Regions from separate parts of the Homo sapiens genome. Here region 1 is linked to region 2. A link is a loop called in an ENCODE intact Hi-C map of the cell type or tissue named here. Cell type or tissue: heart right ventricle. All regions are shown on one strand. Links, peaks and the distances in the headings refer to the core of each region. The heading gives the core; the rest is flanking DNA.

Region 1 (9,079 bases), core at 3,602-6,101, 190 kb after region 2:
TTACCCGCTTTCCTACAGCTCTGCCAGTTGTGGAGCTGCCCGGAAGAGACCCAGCATGAAGAAATTCGCAGAAATTCATAAAAAGAGAAAGCAAGCCTGGTAAGCCTCTAAAACCCTTGCAAATTAAGAGGCTAAATGAACAGTCAAGACCAACGGTTTCCACAAGAGCAGTGCTGAGTGTGTTAATATACACAATTAACGCAGGTCACCCCGCGGGCTGCATTCCCGTCTTAAGCACACACGACAACATCCTCCTTTTCACCCCAGCTCCTCTCCGGCCTTTGAAGCCTGGGTCTGAAATATATCATTCTGCATTCTGGGCAGTACGGCTTAAATCAATAGTGTTATCATCCTACAACTGTCCTTTCACGCTCTCCCTAATGCCTAATAATTGTCAAGTTTGCACTAAAATTGATCAGTAACAGCGGGCCTTTTCTCTTAGCACCCCCTCTCCCTACACCCTCCCGGCCACCCCTTGGCCTCCCCCAGGAAGCAGGATCACGTTGATTTCTATCTGGTTACAGGAGAGCTTGCCCTGACTTTCCCCAGTTACTTAAGCCGGCGTCTCATTGCGTGTCCTTAGAGACCAGGGCTTCGCTCAGGCAGAGAGCGTCTAGACAGTATTCATGACCCATCTGTCTGGCACGGCCCAGCGGATGGCAAACTCTATTAGAACTGAAACCATTTTTCCCTCCCCCTTCTCCCATCCCTCTTTCCCTTTGCGAAGCAGGAATCTGACACTGAAAATTACTATCATTGTTGCAATTCTCAAAATAGCACCGCCAGACTTTCATTAACATCCACGCTAGACTACTAAATATTTAAAGAAGTGGATAAATTTCATCTGAAGTGGGACAGCCCCGCACACATGAAAGCAGTAACAGAATCAAAATGTAAATCTAAGAGGTTGTTTTTATCCAAGTAAATTTAGTGTCACAGCAGGAGGAAATGATGCCTAAGGTTTATTAAAACTTACCCTCCCATTTGTTCTCCGCCTTTGTTTATTTGAAAAGGCAGAATTACCATTTAAGACCCTACACGATTTTAATTGATCAGAAAACCGTCTTGGAGAAACAAAGGCAGCCAACACAAGGGGCGGGACTGGGAGGGGAGGGTGTGAGGCTGCCAGCGCCTCCCTGGGGCTCATCCCACAGAACCGTTCAGGCAGAAGCGTGTTGCCAGTGACAGCCCCTGCAACTTGATCCCGTGGCGAACCCAGAGAGAGGCATATTGCCCTCCACATCTTGTTTTAAATACCACCTTGGGTCACTGTCACAGTCAGTAATTGCTTTGCCATAGATTCTTTAAGTCAAAAAAAAGGGGGGGCGGGCGGGGAGCCCTGTCCAAAGCACACAGGCTGCTCTGCACAACAGCCTGATTCATTGAACATGGCCTTGATGGAGGCCAGCCAGAATTAAGTCTGTGGAAACCCAGAGCCCCTCACCCCAGCCTCGCTCCAAGGTAACACCACAACCTGGAAGACCCCTGACCCACACCCCCTGCAGTCAGCAACGTCAACATGGGAAGTCCAATCTGCTGAATGCCAGAAGGCCCCCGAGGCAGGCCCCACCCCTCCCAGCACAGCTGGAGATGCTGAAGGAGCCAATGCGCTCAGACAAGAGTCAGAGGGAAACTGGGGATCAGAGGCTAAAAGCCCACATGTGGCTGAGGCGGGCTCTTGGCGCCCGCAGCAGGTGAAGCGGGGATGGTGATGGCAGAAACAGAGCCGCCCCCATGCTGAAGCCACGCTGCCTCTCGCCTCCCCAGGGCAGCTGTCATCATCTCCATCCTCCTGACAAGACAGTGAGTCAGAGAGGAGAGCTGGCTTCTGGGTCATACGAGTACTACCTGGACAGGACACAATCGAAGAAGGGATAGCTTATCAGTTTGTAGAGGAAATCCCAAGGAATCAACAGAATCAATGATCCCTGACACACAGGGGCTCTTAGGTTAATTTTTCATAATCTGTTTGAAAATCCAGCATGAAACCAAAAATCGTCAACTATGTATCAATTGAAAACAATCATCCTCTGTGGCCCTTCTGAACAGAAGACGGTTGGTTTGATCCCCACCACCCAAGCCCTTCAAGCCTTTTAAGAACTGATGAGTAAATCCCTATCTTACTGGAAAAATACCATGGGAGGGGAAAATAGCACCTCCAAAGACAAACAAAACCATGGCCTGAGTTCAACACCCCAGCAGCGGCACGCCTTGGCTGTGTGACTCTGAGTAAATCACCCCACCGCCCTGAGCGCTGCATTCTTATGACCTTTCTAGGGTGCTTTTGAGAGATGAATGAGATGATGCATGTAAACAGTGAGCACTCGGCAAACAGCAGCTCCCTTCCTACCTAATTCCAATCCCCAGGAAGCAGTGGACCCTCCAATAGATGATGCTTACTGAGCATGTACTGTGGGCCAGGTATTACTCTAATTGCCTGTCCTGCACTATTTCAGTAAATCCTCAGAACAACCCTTTGAAAGAGATACCAATATTATCCTCATTTTATAAATGAGAAAATCGAGGTACACAGAGGCTGAACAACTTGCCTAAAGCCACAGGCAGTGAGTGGTGGTGACTCCAGGTGACACACTCATGCACACATGCACCACACAGCCTCACCCTCACACACAGACACACACACTCATGCACATATGCACCAGAGACTCAACCTCACACACACACACACCCACACATGCACACACCCACACACATACATGCACCTACACATTCTCACACACACATGCATCACACACCCTCACCTACACACATACATGCACACACACGCAAACACACTCATGCACAAATGCATCAGACTCTCTCACACACACACGCACACACACTCATGAATACATGTACCATAGACCCTCACGCATACACACACACATGCACAAACACACACATAGACATGTACACAGATGCACTCTTATACACACACGTGCACATTCATGCACAAACGCACCACAGACTCACCCTCACACACATGGACATATTCATACACCTGCATACACACTCCACCCATGGCACACCCACGCATGCATGCACACACCACATGGAGTCACATGCATGCACACACCAGACTCACACACACTCTCTGACACCCACACACTTGTGCACACAACTACACATTCTCACACATACTTGTGCACAAATACCACACACAGTCCCACACACTCTGGCATACTCACATCTCATGCATACACACACAGACTCACACCTGCTCACACACTTACATGTCTTTAGGGCCGGCCAGAAGCACTCCACATTTCCTCTGTGCTTGGCAGGACTGGTCCTTCCTACACAGCAGATGGATATTTAGAGGCCAAAGGTCTGTCCCTCCAGGGCTGCAGCACTGGGAAGCCCTGACTGGTCACACGCACAGTAAAAGCCTATCACACTGCTGGTCCCAGAATAAATGCTTACCAGAGTAGGCTTCTACTTTGGTTGGTTTGGGTGTTTATGGCAGTCTAAACACACATGGGAAGGACAGGCAGTTTGTGGGCACCAGCCTTATGTAGTCTTTTCCTTTGTCTTCTCATGCAGGCTGCCAGCATCACGTGGATATTTTCAATCCCTGCTTCCACTTGCAAGGTACTAGGCCTTGCAAGCAAAAGCCTTTTTCATCCTCTGGTCAGGCTTGAGTTTTCTAAAATAATAATATTCATCCCTACACTCAGCAAATATTTACAGGGCCATGCCCCATATGCTACATGCGCCAGGCACCGTGGCAGGCACCAAGTCTACCACAGAGCCTCATGGGCACTGTTCACCTGGCAGCCATGCTCATAGGATGCTGGGAGGCAGCAGAGAAAGGATCAACAGTCTCCAGTCAACACTCTGAGTGTCCACTATGTGCAGCTGACCTTTGAACAATTTGGGGGTTGGGGCTGTGATCTCCGTGTGGTGGAAAATTTGTGTATAACTTTCAACTCCCCGAAAACTTAACTACTAATAGCCTACTGTTGACTGAAAGCCTTACCTATAACATAAGAAGTCGATTAACACACATTTTGTATGTCATATTTATGATATATTGCATTCTTACAATAAAGCAAGCTAGAGAAAAGAAAATGTTAAGAAAGATCATAAGGAAGAGAAGGGGAGAGGGCTTAGCCCCTGCACGCCTGGAGTTTAACCTGGAGTTAAACAGGTCATTGACAATCCCCAAATTCCAGATGCGACCTGGGAGTTGGCTATCCAAGTGTAGCAGAGGGGGTTCCTAAAAATGTTAAGTGTATACATCAAACATATTTCAATTCATCAGTTCATCATAACACACAGAGGAAATCTCAGTGGTCACCTGTGCAGAGTGACAGGGAACCCCCATCCTTAAGTTAATAAATCCTATATGATATACACTTCAGGGTAATCAAATCGTTGATGGGGAATTTCTCTTTATAGATGTATCCCCACTAATTACTTGAGAAAAAAGGACAGAATTTGGTTGACTGTTTTGCAACCCCAAATGCCTGACGGTATCACACAAGAAACCAGCAGACACAATGTGCTCCTGATGGAAGAGCTGTACCGAGGCGGTAGTTTCACACACACAGCGTTCACACCTGAGTCTCCCCAGACCTCTGCATTACCTACCACGTGGCAGGAATGGTGTGGGACAGAGAAGCACGTTCAGTGACTCCACAGGAAAGCAGCCAGCAAAATCCAGAGTACGGAAACTGCAGAACAAGCAAGCCAGACCCCTCCACCCAAAGTCACAAAAGGGAGAAGGGGGAGGAGGAGGAGGAGACGACGACGACGACGACAGGAAGAGGGAGGGAGGGGAAATAGATATGGAGGGATAACCTACAGAATCAGAGATCCTTCAAGAGCAAAGCGATCTACGATGCCTGGGGCTTCTTTGGATCCTGGTGCAAACAAATGATAAACAGAACAAACCGAAACACATGTTTATAACACAACTGGAGAAATATGAACTCGAAAAGGACATTTGGTGACTATTCTCTAATATAGAGAATTATGGTTAAGGTTTACTGCAATAATTATAGGGAAAAAATAGAAGCGTCTGGCATTTGCAAGCCCAGGTTATGCACAGGTTACCTATGTGGCTATGTGGTTATGAGCCTGATCCCCAAGTCCTCAATAAACAAAATGCTTGGGAGGTGGGAAGTTGCTGCCTTAAGGGAAGGAGGGCAGTCATAGCTTGGTGCCTACAGGTGACAAGTAGGATGCCAGTCTCTTTGGGAGAAAAAATGACGAAGGTGGGAAGAGCTGGTTTCGGAAGTAAAATAATCAGCTCAGATTTTAATAAGTTGGATTTTATTTTATTTGGTTGTTATTACCCTAAATGGCAATGGGAGGAAAAAGTTGCCTCCTGAAAAAGTCCTAAAGTCATAATCCTGGCATAACTGGGTGTACTTTATCAGCTCCAGTTCATTTAATTTGGGGTCAGTTTGATGAGGTCTCTATATAGAGAGAAGCAGCTTCCTCCCAACCCTCCAGTAGCAGGGGGAGCTGCTCCTCTCCCTGCTTTCCCCGAATCAGATTCTCTCAGTTAAGTGGAAATTCCACTGAAGCTCAAAGGGAAAGTTGTGGCTTCTTGTCGACGCTGACCTTACTCTTAAGGTCCAGTGGTGAGAATCCCTCAGCAGCGCTGGCTTCGGGGGTCTGTGCTCACCAAGGCTTTCGGAGGGCGTGGCACTTGCCAGGCTGCACAGACCACTCAATTATCGCTTCTGGACGGTCGAAGGAACGCTGCTGTCCCCCACTAAGATGTGGCCAAGGGGCTTTGGAAACACAGCACCACAGGACGTGCTTGGCTGGGCAGGAACAATGAGGTGGCAGGTCCACCAAGTGGGATGCCAGCCTCAGGCTCCCCGCAGCCGGCCGGCCAGCAGGTGGCCCGTCCTAGGACCAGGGCAGGAGGTGCAGCCTTATACATTGGCTTCTGTCTCTCTAGGCCCAACCCACTTTCTCAGCCGTGCCCCACGCGGGCCCCAGCCATGTCCTTCTGTCCCAAGACAGCGCCACCCTCATTGCCAACCTACGCTCATGCTCTTCTGGGCCCTGGCACTCTGTCCTCTCCTCTTGCCATCCAGCACACCTACTCCAGGAAGCCACTGTGACCACTAATCCAACCAGGATGAATCTCTCTATCCCCTGAACTACGAATGACTGGACCCGCTCGGCCCTCACTCCCTGGGCCCATTTTTAGTTATCTTTGTGCAGGTGTGAATTCGCCTCCCCACTCTCAGCACCTTGATAGCAGGGTCTATATTTTCCTTCATTCCTCGTTTCCACAAGGCCTAGTACAATGACCAGAGAAGGTACTTCATAAATAATTTTGTTTGTATAAGGAATAATTTGTATAATTATTTTATTTGTGTAAATAACAAATAATTGTGTTTGTGTAATTTGTATGTTTAGTGCTCGGGGTACAATATTTTGATAGAGCAGCCAGAGAAAAGATGTGACAAAACCTGGCAACTTAGGCTGACAGCATATTTCCTCTTCCACAGAAAGATGCAGCCAGGAAAACTCATTCCCCAGGAGATAATGGATGTCAGCCCAGACCTCCACGTCCATGCAAAACCCTTTGGTCTCTCAGCAGAATAAAGCAGCCTCGGTCCAACCATAACCTGACCATGGTGAGGAGAGGCAAAAGGCAGATGAAACCCACTATGCCTCAGCCTGGGCTCCAAACACATTTTTGTTTGAAGATAAAAGCTACTTAGAGCAACTTTCAGAGCTTCTGTGATTCTTAGTATTGCTGGCTTTACAAATAACAGTAACATTTTCTTGTTAACTTTAATTCATGCTGAAATTTAGCAAATATCAAATGGGAGATATGGCCAAGACATCTGAGCCATGGAGCATACTCAAAGCTAACGGCACGGCCAGGAAACTAAACTGATTCTAGCTCATCTGGAAATCCAGAAGGTCTCACCTCGCTTCAGCCTCAGTGCCCTCAGATCCGGAACACTGAGTATATCCCCCAGGTGGGAACAAGGTGACATAGATCACACAAGCCAATCCTGCTCCTAAGCAGGAAGAAGAATGAGGCATCGCCTTTCTGAAGCATGGCACTTCATAGACAAGAGTTCGTGGGATACTCTGATTCCGTCCAGGTGGAGAGGAAGGGGACCTTACCGTCAGAGCAGCACACCATGAAAGGCAGGCTGTCTGCCTGCTGTAGGAAACGGGCTGGTGAAGGATCCAATAAAAAGTGTCATCCACTAACACCCGAGGCTCTAAGGCTTGTTCACAGCTATTAACAGGAAGTGAAATATCCCTGTTCGCTGCCCAACAGAATACGGGGAAGAGAATATATAGCCATTCAATACGAGGCCACCCTCTGGCCTCCTCCCCTGGGAAGCCACACACCTGGCAGAGGTGAGCTGCAGCAGAAGACAGAGAAACCACCACCTGCCCCGGAGCTCCCAGCCACACAGAACAATCCAGAGGCAACCCGCGCCGTGAGCGTCTCCCCATGACCACTCGCCCAGCTCCCTCGGGCTCCTGCAGAGAACCTGAGGGGAACGTAGGGGGCAGCCACAGGCCAGGTGGCAGCCTTCCCCAGGGGACAGAATAGGGAGAATCATCCAGGATCACTGGGCAAGTGCACTTGTGGACACCCGTGAATTCCTGCTCCGTGTACACAATGGCTCTGACATTACAGATAAACCATACAAAGTCACAGCAGTGCACTCCCCAGGAAGGGCCACGTGGGGAGTGGAGATGGCAACTGCAACACGATGACATAGACTGTGTTTCCCATGGACGTTCTTTCCTTTAGATGCTTACACGGCAGGAAGTGTGCCTGTTCCACAGGGAGAGAAACCAAGCTGAAAGGAGCTGTCACTCCCCTAGGCCGAACCTTGAACCCAGATCAATCTGAAGCCACAGCCACAGTCCTGCCCTTTGTCATTCCGTCTCCTGGCTCTCCAGTCTTCTTAGAAGAGAGTATATTGTAAATAATATCCCATTTTAGCTATAAAGACAAAAGTTCTAGTCATATCTGAACAGTAGGGGGCCAAGAGTTTGCCAACAGGATCGTAAGACTCCTCTGTTAGGGCAAAGTTGAGCCACTGATGGATGTAACTGCTCCCTCGGCTTCTAGGCAGAATTAAAGTGCTCGCATTTTAAAAAATGAGTGGAAAAGCGATCTGGAGATAGGCCTCAAAAACCGGAAAGAATACTGACAAGAAAGGGAGCGAGGGAGGAGGGAAGGGTAGGAAGGAGGGTTGAAAACAAGGAAGCCCTCGGCAAAAGGGCCCTGAAGTAAAGGAGGAGCCCGCAGACCAGAAGAGGCCTGTGGAGCGCCCCAGAGCAGAGGCCGGGGCTCCAGAACTCTGAACCCAGTCAAGGCAGCACACAAGGTCCTGATATTCTCTACACAGCTTACCGTGGTGTGTCTGCTGTTAGTCAAGTCCAGAGAAAACAGAGTAAGATGCTGCTTGTACTCACCTCCTTCTAAGACCCCAAGCCTGGGTTGAGGTAATCTTGAGTGCTTAGCGCCTGGAATATGCTGCTCTAAGTGCTGGCTGTGGATTGTCCTGTGTGATACTCCAATAACCATTCTTATGTCCCCATTGTGGAGATGAGGGCACTGAGGCTCAGGAGATGAAAACATCATTGTTCCATCCATGTGGAAAGGCCAACAAGCAGGGTTCCTCAGGGCTCCCGACCCTCTGGCCTGCTGCCTGCTCATCCTCAGGGAGGTGCTCACCCAGCTCCCAGTCCCCCATCCTGACCTGCAGCCTTCCTCCCTCTTCCTGCACCCAGCCCTGGTTCCATGCACTAAGTAGCACACCCAGAGCAAGTGCCTCCGGGCCATCCTGGGCCTTGGGGGAGCAGGGGCCTGCAGGCCAGATGACTCCAGGTGAGAGGCAAGCTGTATTACACAGAGACTACCGCACAAAACACGGACCCAATGCCAGGCAAGCACGCGCCCAGCCTGAACCTCCAAGAACTGTCTTTGCAAAGTATAGAGATGGGACTCAAAGAGCGCTTGGTAGGAGAAAATGCAAATGGGAATACAATAGAAAAACTTGAGAAAAACTATTTGTACTATAAGACTCTTGAATTTAGCAAGCATAAATAGCAGGCTTAAAATTTGCTA
Region 2 (9,079 bases), core at 3,582-6,081:
CAGCACCACACTACAAAACTTACTACAGCTTTGTAGTAAGTCTTGAAATCAGGAATTGTGAGACCTTTAACTTTTCAAATCTTTTTTTTTTTTTTTGAGATTATTGTGGATATTTAGGGTCCCTTGAGATAATATATAAACGTTAGGATGGATTATTTTTCCTATTTCTGCAAAAAGCCTCATTGGGATTTCAAAAGCGATTACACTGAAGTCTGTACACTGCTTTTAGTAGTACTAACATCTTAAAAATAGTTAAGTCTTCCAATTCATGAATACAAGATATCTTTCCATTTATTTGTATTTTCTTCCATTTCTTTCAGCAATGCTTTCTATTGCTCAGTGCACAAGTCTTTCACCTCCTTGGGTAAGTATATTTCTAAGTATTCTCTTTTTTTGATGCTATTGAAAATGGAATTTTCTTAATTTCCTTACCGAATTGTTCATTGTACATGAAAATAAATGCAATTGATTTTTGCATGTTGATTCTGTATCCTGCTAACTTTGCCAAATTCATTAGTTCTGACACTTTTTGGGTTATTTTTAAAATAGAATCTTTAGAGTTTTTACACATAAGGTCATGTCATCTTCTAACAGATACTTTTACTTCTTCCTTTCCACTTGGAATGTCTTTTATTTCTTTTTCTTGCCTAATTGCTCTGGCTAGAATGTCTAATTAATACTATGTTGAACAGAAGTAGTGAAAGCAGGCATCCTTGTCTTGTTCCCGGTCTTACAGGAAAAGCTTTCAGTCTTTTACCATTAAGTATGATGTAAGCTGTGGGCTTTTCATAGATAGCCTTTATGATGTTGAAGTAGCTTCCTTCCATCCTACTTTGTTGAGGGTTTCTATCATGAAAGTATGTTGAATTTCATCAAACACTGATGGCAGTGGTGGCCCATCTGGAGCAGCTGCTGTGAAGATGCTGGCTGCAGCAGGGGAGGCATGGCCAGGGCTGTGTGCTCCACGGAGCCGGTGAGAGCCAGGAACAGGTGGGAGCCCTGCCCTCTTCTGAGTTGGTAGGGCAGGAGCCCTGCCCTCCTGGGTGCAGCTGCAGTCACAAAGCTGCAGCTGCGGACCCAGGGCATCCCTGTGCTCTCAGGGTCCTAGCGAAGTCCCCTGCCCCTGCAGGCTCAGAAGTGCCTGCTCCTGCTACCTGGCTTCTCCCCGCTCCTGCTGCCTGCTCCAATTTTGGAGCAAAGCTGAGGCTGAGCCTGGGCACTGTCACAATTTGGCCAGGTGTGTCACAATTTGGCCAGGTGTGTCACAATTTGGGGCAGCGCTGATATGCCAGCCCCCTGCCACCTCAGCCCCCTCCGGACTTTGGGTGCTGACGAGCATCAGTGGGAGGCTGAGGCAGGGGTGGGCTGAGGGTGGGTTGGTGTGGGCCTGCAGGTGCCCCTTGACACCAACAGCCTGGGCACCGTGTACATGACTGATGGCAGCAGGAGGCAGACAGGCTCCTGGGCAAAAAGGGGCAGGTCCCTGCTGAAGCCCCACCTTCAAGCCAGGAATGGCCTAAAGCATGGGGGCCAAGCTGTCAGTTCTGAGTGGAGTCCACAGACCAGAGTAAGAACTTAGGATGCTTTTTCTGGGCCTGCCTGTGGCCGTCCATGGACCAATCAGCATGCACTTCCTCCCTTTTGAGCTCATTAAAAATCCTGGATTCAGTTTGACTTGAACAGACATCGGATCAACCTGCCTGTGGATAGGAGCTACTCACTGCAGGTCTCCTCTCCACTGACGGCTAGACACTTATTGGCATGACCTGCCTGAGGAAAGGAGCTACCCATTGACAGACAGACATTGGGATGACCTGTCTGGGGAAAGGAGCTACCCTCTATGGGTCTCCTCTCTGCTCTGAGCTGGACAGACGTCAGGATGACCTGCCTACAGAAAGGAGCTACCCATTGACAGACAGACATTGGGATGACCTGTCTGGGGAAAGGAGCTACCCACTGTGGGTCTCCTCTCTGATCTGAGCTGGACAGACAGACATCAGGATGACCTGCCTACAGAAAGGAGCTATCCAGTCTGGGTCTCCTGAGAGCTGTTCTGTTGCTCAATGAAGCTTCTCTCCAACTTCTCACCCACCAGTTGTCCATGTACCTCATTCTTCTTGGATGTGGGACAAGAACTTGTGACTGGCCGAATGGTGGGACTAAAAGAGCTGTAACATAAACAGGGCTGAAACATGCCCCTCCACTCACCACACTGTGGGGGACAAGAAGGAAAGAAGAGCTGTGACCCTTAGGGCAGCCCAGACCTAGGGTTCTCCTGGCCAGGGCTGTGACACCATCTTTGGGACTCTGCAGTTCCTGGTGTCTCCAAGCTTCCGGGTACCATCACATTCCCCTCATCCAGACGCAAGTGCCTGCAGTGGATGCTGCATGCAGTGTATCTGGTCCAGCTGCAGCCTTGCACAGAGCAAGCACCTGTGCCAGTACCTGGAGCTGCCTGCCCTGCTGCAGCAACCAGCGCACCTGGCTGTGCACAGTGGCTGGACCTTGCACTCACTTGCTCACACACCCCTCACCATTCTGTGCCTGGCTTGCCCTTGGCAGGTGTGGGATCTGGGCCAGTAACGTGAGCTGAGCGCAGCCTGCCAGGGGAAGTGGGCAGGATGAGCCCAGTGGGCATGAGCAATACTCAGGCAGAAGGCACCACCAGCCACAAAGGTTTCTGACTGGCGAAGTGACACCCTAAGGATCCTGTGACAATACTATTTCTGCATCAACTGAGATGATTGTGGGACAAGAACTTGGGACCTGCTGAATGAAGTTTGGGACCCCCAACTTCATTCTGTTAATGTAGTGTATGACACTGACTGAATTTCATGTATGGAACCATCCTTGCCTTCTGGGAATAAATCCCCCACTTGTTGATGATGTATAATCCTTTTACTTTTTTAAATTTAATTTTTATTTAGTATTATTATTATTTTTGAGACAGAGTCTCGCTCTGTCTTCCAGGCTGGAGTACAGTGGCACGATCTCAGGTCACTGCAACCTCCGCCTCCCGGGGTCAAGTGATTCTCCTGCCTCAGCCTCCCGAGTAGTTGGGATTGCAGGTGCGTGCCCCCATGCCTGGTTAATTTTCGTATTTTTAGTAGTGACAGGTTTCACCATGTTGGCCAGGCTGGTCTCGAACTCCTGACCTCAAGTAATCTGCCTCCCTTAGCCTCCCAAAGTGCTGGGATTACAGGTGTGAGTCACTGTGCGCAGCCAGTATAACCCTTTTAATATACTGCTGAATTTAGTTTGCTAGTATTTTGTTGAGGACTTTTGCATCAATATTTATAAGAAATATTAGTCTATGGTTATCTTTTTCTGCTGTGTCTTTGTCTGGCTTTGGTATCAGGAATGCTGGCCTCATCTCATAATGAGTTAGGAAGTGTTCCCACCTCTTGAAATTTCTAGAAGTTTAAGAAGGATTGATGTCAATTCTTTAAATGTTTGGTAGAATTCACCACTGAAGCCATGTGGTCCAGGTTGGAGATTTTAGACCATTGGTTCAATCTCCTTACTAGCTATAGATCTATTAAGATTTTCTATTTCTTCATGATTCAGTCTTGGTAGGCTGTTTCTAATATCTTTTCATTTCATCTAGGTTATCCAATTGGTTTGCATACAATTGTTCGTAGCACTATTTTATAATCCTTTTCATTTCTGTATTTATTGGATCATTTTTCTTCCAACCAGTACATCTCATATTATTAAAGGACAGTCGTCTGCAGCCATGACTTACTGAGGGTTCCCTTGTGCTGCACCATGGGCTGTCGCCTGCTGCCATGCGTCCACGTGTGCAAGGCCACACCACGCCCGAACCCTGCTGGGCTTATGCTCTCAGCTACACTCTCCTTTCCACACACACACAGAGGACCCCAGGAATGATCAGATGTGGGGACTGGAAACAACCAGGGAGAGCACTGAACACAGTGTTTTCCACCATGTGCTTTGCAGCCTCTTAGAGAGCTGGAAAATCCATTTAAGTGGGTCACAGCCAGCATTCCAAAAACTGAAACAGAACAGAAATGATCTGAGCACACTGTAAGTATTGTTTTGTAAAACCTCTGCCTTAATTGCATTATAGGAGGCTTTTGTGTTGTGATATAAAATGTATTTCTTACTGTTCTTCATGGCAAGATACAGATTGAAGGCCTCCGAATGAAGCCAGTTATCCCTCATTTTAGATGGGGGGAAACTGAGGACAGAGGGCATATTCCTCTCTAGGCACCTCGGTCAGTCTGCGGTAAAGCAAGACTACTGCTGGGTATTCTGATTCTACCCAAGGGCTAACCTCCCAGTGAATGAATGTATTTTATGGCCTCAAATAGTTGGAAATCTATTTTTCCCCTGTTCCACAGTGAGAATTTCAAAGAAGAGGTGAAATTGATCTTTGGATATTCAGCAACACCTTTGCCTTCTGATAAAATCAATTTTCCCTGTTTTCTCCCTTTTTTCATGCAGCCTCTCCACCATCCTGATATTTTATCACTACCGTCCTTTCCACTCTAGATGGCAGTCACAGCCTGGATGTGAGGCCAGTACCCCTGGCTGTCAGAGACTGCACCTCCCCCTTTCTTCCTCCTGGGGAATCCATCATCAGACTTCTCAGATTCAAGATCCCCCAACTCTGCTCAATCTAGGGCACGTCCCTTAAGAGAAAAGACAAATCATCTAGGAAGGTCTGCTGGAAGAAAAGGAAGGGAATCCTTTCTATTTCTGGGACAATGCAATGGGCTAGCGGGGAAAAGCAATATGAGGTGCCTCTCCCAGCTTGGTGCTGGGGTTAGTGAGCAATCGGACTTCAAGAGGAATCAGCCTGGGAATGAGAAAGTTCCAGGCAGCAGGAAAATGTGGAACCACACAAGATCCAGGCAGGCATCATCCTGATTTCAGCACCAGTTGCCTCGTCTCACATGTGAGAAGAAGTCAGAGCTCAGAGGGGATTTTCTGTGACCTTCACCCAAGGTCACAGAGCTGCTGGGGCTTTGCCAAGAGCCAGACCCCAGCCTGGTGAGCCTCCCCAACAGGGGCCACCCAGAGTTATGATCATTAAGATAATTTTTAATCTTCTTCTCTTTTTTTTTTTCAGAACAAACCACACCAACTTTCAAGGACTAAGCAAAAAATAAACCAACAGATTTTACTATTAGATTATTAATGCTAATACCTTATATATTTAAAAGATTACTATAAATTTGTTGATAAAAATGTTCATACATTTTATTTAAAATTATTATTTTAGCCACCATAGAAACCATGTTCAAATGAATTACTCTGGGAGTCTATAGATGCCCAGAACATTACTGCCTTTAGCATCAGTTTACATGATCAGAGGATGTTTTGTAATTGCAAAGGTAATACATGAATACATTCTTACCATAAAAGTTTTACTGCACAGATCAGTGTTCCTTTGTCCTTACTTCCTTCCCAGGCACAGCTGTCAGTTTGCTGTGGGTCCTTCCTGACCTTTCTCTACAGATCAGTTTGTAACTCGGACGTCAGTCTCACTAATTGAGTCGTGCTTGCCTTTGCACCAAAATTGTATCATTTGGTTTGATCACCCATATAATGAACAAGACTTAACTCTAAATGGATTTTGGCTGGTACCAAAAATCAAATCTATCCCCAAGAGCAAAACTATTTGCTCTTTGCAAAGGAAGATTTGCCATTGTGGAGAAGCTTTTAAAAAATTTCCCTTGATTAAAAAAACAAACAAACAAATAAAAACAACCCAGTCAGGTGCAGTGGCTCAGGCCTGTAATCCTAGCACTTTGGGAGGCTGAAGTGGGAAGATCGTTTGAGGCAAGGAGTTCAAGACCAGCCTGGGCAACACAGTGAGATCTTGTCTCTACAAAAAATTTAAAAATTAGCCAGGCATGGTTGCGCGTGCCTATAGTCACAGCTACGCAGGAGGCTGAGGCAGGGGGATCAGTTGAGCCTAAATGTTCGAGGCTGCAGTGAGTTATGATCATGCCACTATACTCCAGCCTGCGCAACAAAGTGAGATCTTGTCACTTAAAAATAACCCCAAAACCTGAAGGTAATTCCCAAACATTCTGAGCAGTGCCAACATCAGTAGAAGGACTATTTGAGACACTGTCACTTTAAAGATAAGCATTGACTCTTCCAAAGCTCTGCCCACTGTGGTTCAGGTGGGAATCTGCGTGCAGCTGGGGTCCAGCATCCTTATGCAGTTTCTGCCGGGCCGCTTGGCCTCCTGTTTCCCTTAATTGAAGGGAGATGTTCTCATTTTGAGGTGATGTGAAATTGTCTATCCTCTAATGCTTCAATTAGACATAGCAAAGGGCAAAACCTTTCAAATGACCACCTGGGCAGCCTGATAATTGGAAGTCCTTGCTCACTCAGACAGACATGCTGCGGCCAACCCGCCGGACCCTAAGCTCTTGGAAATGCAGTTTCCGTGAAATGCAGTAACGGAGAGCTGTCACTGGACAACCGACAAACACACACATCTGGTCTGTGGTGCAGCAGGGTCTGCCTTGCCTGCAGGGAAACGGTCCCCTGCGGTTCATCCCCACAATGATGCCAGAGGAAGCCTGTGGCTCTTTTCTTTAGTCTGGAGTGTCAGAGGCAGACCGAGTACAACTGCATCAGTAAGCCCTTTAGTCCACTCCTTCAAGCCTTACTGAAAATCATTCCTTTCCATCGTTTTCCACATGCTTTTCTAAACGTATGAGGTGGGCAGGAGTGAGAGCAGCAGGGCACAGCGAGCCAGCGCTCCAGCCGCAGTGGGAATGAACAGTGTGGCGCTGAAACCCCTGCTCCCTGTGCCCTCCGAGGGATCCCAGGACACTGCCTGTGGGTTTCTCAAACACCCCTGAGCCTGGGGCCCACCTCAGAGCCTCTATCTGCAGGGGAGGGTAGAGGGACACTGCCCAGGTAGAGAAAGGCACTCGTCACATATGGCACACCCAGAGGTCCCCTCACTGTGAGTTCTGAGCCCCAGCACAGCGGGCTCCTGGCTGTCAGACACCTGCCCAGGACCGTCTGCCCTCTGGCCACCGCTGCTCCCAAGGCCAGCAGAGAGGCTGCTGGTGCAGGGCCGAGCCTCAGAGAGCGGGGAGCCCATGGCCACCTCTGTCCCTCTGGCTATAAGCTTTAGTCACAGAGGAGGGCCTTGCCTGGGGAGATGACTGGACAGCAGTGGCCACGAGTGACCATGTCAGGCTGGGCACAGGACACGCACAGCACTGTTGACCCAGACACGTGTCTCAACTCCTAACCAGGCAGGAACAGTATTTACTTCCACAAGGACCTTCTCACCCATTTTTCTGGGAACCAGTGGCCCTCTCAGTCTATCTTGGTCTTCAGCCTTGCAATAGAAGCCTGAGTGCAGAAGAAAATTTTCTCTGAAAAACAACCCCCACGTGCAAACCCACAGATGGCAATGCTGCTGCCCGGCACTGAAGGGTCCCCAGCGAGAGACAGGTGACAGCCCGGGCAGCACAGGCCCACTCCATGGCAGCCACCTCACAGCCCCAGCCTCAGGGTGTGGCCCCATAGGCTGCTTTTTCAAGAGAAGATGGAAACTCCAATTTTCATGTGAAATCTCACAATTTTTATTTTTTATTTTTTTATTTTTGAGATGGCGTCTCCCTCTGTCGGCCAGGCTGGAGTGCAATGGCGTGATCTCAGCTCACTGCAACCTCTGCCTCCAGATTCTCTTGCTTCAGCCTCCCAAGTAGCTGGGATTACAGGCACGTGCCACCACACCTGGCTAACTTTTGTATTTTTGAGTAGAGACAAGGTTTCACCATGTTGGCTGGGCTGGTCTCAAACTCCTGACCTCAAGTGATCTGCCCACCTCGGCCTCCCAAAGTGCTGAGATTATAGGCGTGAGCCACCGCACCCAGCCCCAATTTTTAAAAGCTAGATCAACTTAGGTTCGAACACCCTGTGGGGCAAACCAGGTACACAGCCATGCTCTAGGCTAACTCTGTGGCTTCTGCAGAGAGGGACTTGTGGGGAGAGCTCACCCCATGTCAGGGCACTGTGGATCTGAGGAGCATGAGTTTCTGCATCAAGAGGGCTGACAGCCACCAAGTGCTTGTCCTCCTCCGCAACAGCCAGGGCCCCTCCCAGTGTCAACCCCAGGGAGCTGGAGGAGCCCAGCTGTGCTGGGTGGGGCCTGGCTGCTCCTCCTGGCTATGAAGAATGGGCACCTGGATTTTCACAATCGATTTAATCCCTGTAGGAGTTGATAATGAAGAGATGTGTGATGTGATTCCTTTTGTTAATTTTTTAAATTGAAATTGCTGTTTCTATAGGTCAAAATGGCTGAATGTTAACAATTTCATATGCTTCAATCTGGGTAAAGGTCCCTGTCCCTCTCCTGCCTCTCCCTCCATCCGCTGATGGCCAGACCCTTCTGCCTGCATGCCATCCCCTACCCCTGGGCTGTCCACACAGGCCAGGCTGGACCCTCTGGGCCAGGCTGCTGGCAGTCAGAAAAGGTCACCTGGGCTCCCTCAGCTCCAGCAAGAAATGTTCCAGCAACTTGTTCAAATAGCTCTCCGGGCTGTGTCTAGAATATTCATGCCCCTTTACTGCTTTCCCATTACTGAATGGTCTAAGATAATGAAAAGAAATCTAGACAGTCTCAATGCTCAGAAGTCACACAAACCAGGCTCCAAAGAAACCAAGCTCAGGCTACCTCAGCAAGAATGCACAAGGATGCAGATCCGGACCCGCCGCTGCTATCTGCTATGATGTAAGCATTTGCTTTGTCTGTGATGTAATTCACACCTGAGTTGCTAGTTTTCATTTTCATCCAGAAATCACTACTTCCACCACATTCAGGCCCAGTAACATCCATTCCTTGGGCCCCCCTGGGACACACAGTGTCTACCGCATGGCGACAAAGGTTGACTGGCTTTGGGACACCCATCACGTTCATGCAGCATGCACTGTCCCAGGCCAAGGGACATGGGAGGAAGGTGCCAGTGTCAGGAGGATGCTGGTAGAGGGGAGGAGGTTGCTGGTGGAGGGAGGAGGGCTCTGGTGGGGGGAGGAGGGCTCTGGCGGGGGGAGGAGGGCGCCGGCTGAGGGGAGG

The links. Peaks named below come from ENCODE experiments on the same cell type or tissue, not always from the same donor. Only the 100,000 strongest peaks of a DNase experiment are listed, where the experiment ranks them.
Region 1: a loop joins it to region 2, with 2.6 times the contacts of the local background. A loop is called at or near these places in 3 of 110 quality-filtered maps.

The regions. Positions count from the first base shown.
Region 1 is chr18:13,439,377-13,448,455 of GRCh38, reverse strand. All of the region lies in intron 4 of LDLRAD4 (low density lipoprotein receptor class A domain containing 4), which reads right to left. Among named protein-coding and RNA genes, the nearest start is that of MIR5190, 16 kb to the left of the region's middle. RefSeq lists enhancers at 725-1,428, 1,429-2,132. In heart right ventricle, for the core only: no CTCF peak of the experiment used is centred there; a DNase peak (open chromatin) is centred at 4,665.
Region 2 is chr18:13,625,791-13,634,869 of GRCh38, reverse strand. All of the region lies in intron 5 of LDLRAD4 (low density lipoprotein receptor class A domain containing 4), which reads right to left. Among named protein-coding and RNA genes, the nearest start is that of MIR4526, 19 kb to the right of the region's middle. RefSeq lists an enhancer at 8,255-8,755. In heart right ventricle, for the core only: CTCF peaks have their summits at 4,322 and 4,522 (motif pointing right); DNase peaks (open chromatin) are centred at 4,549 and 4,889; H3K27ac peaks cover 1,185 bases.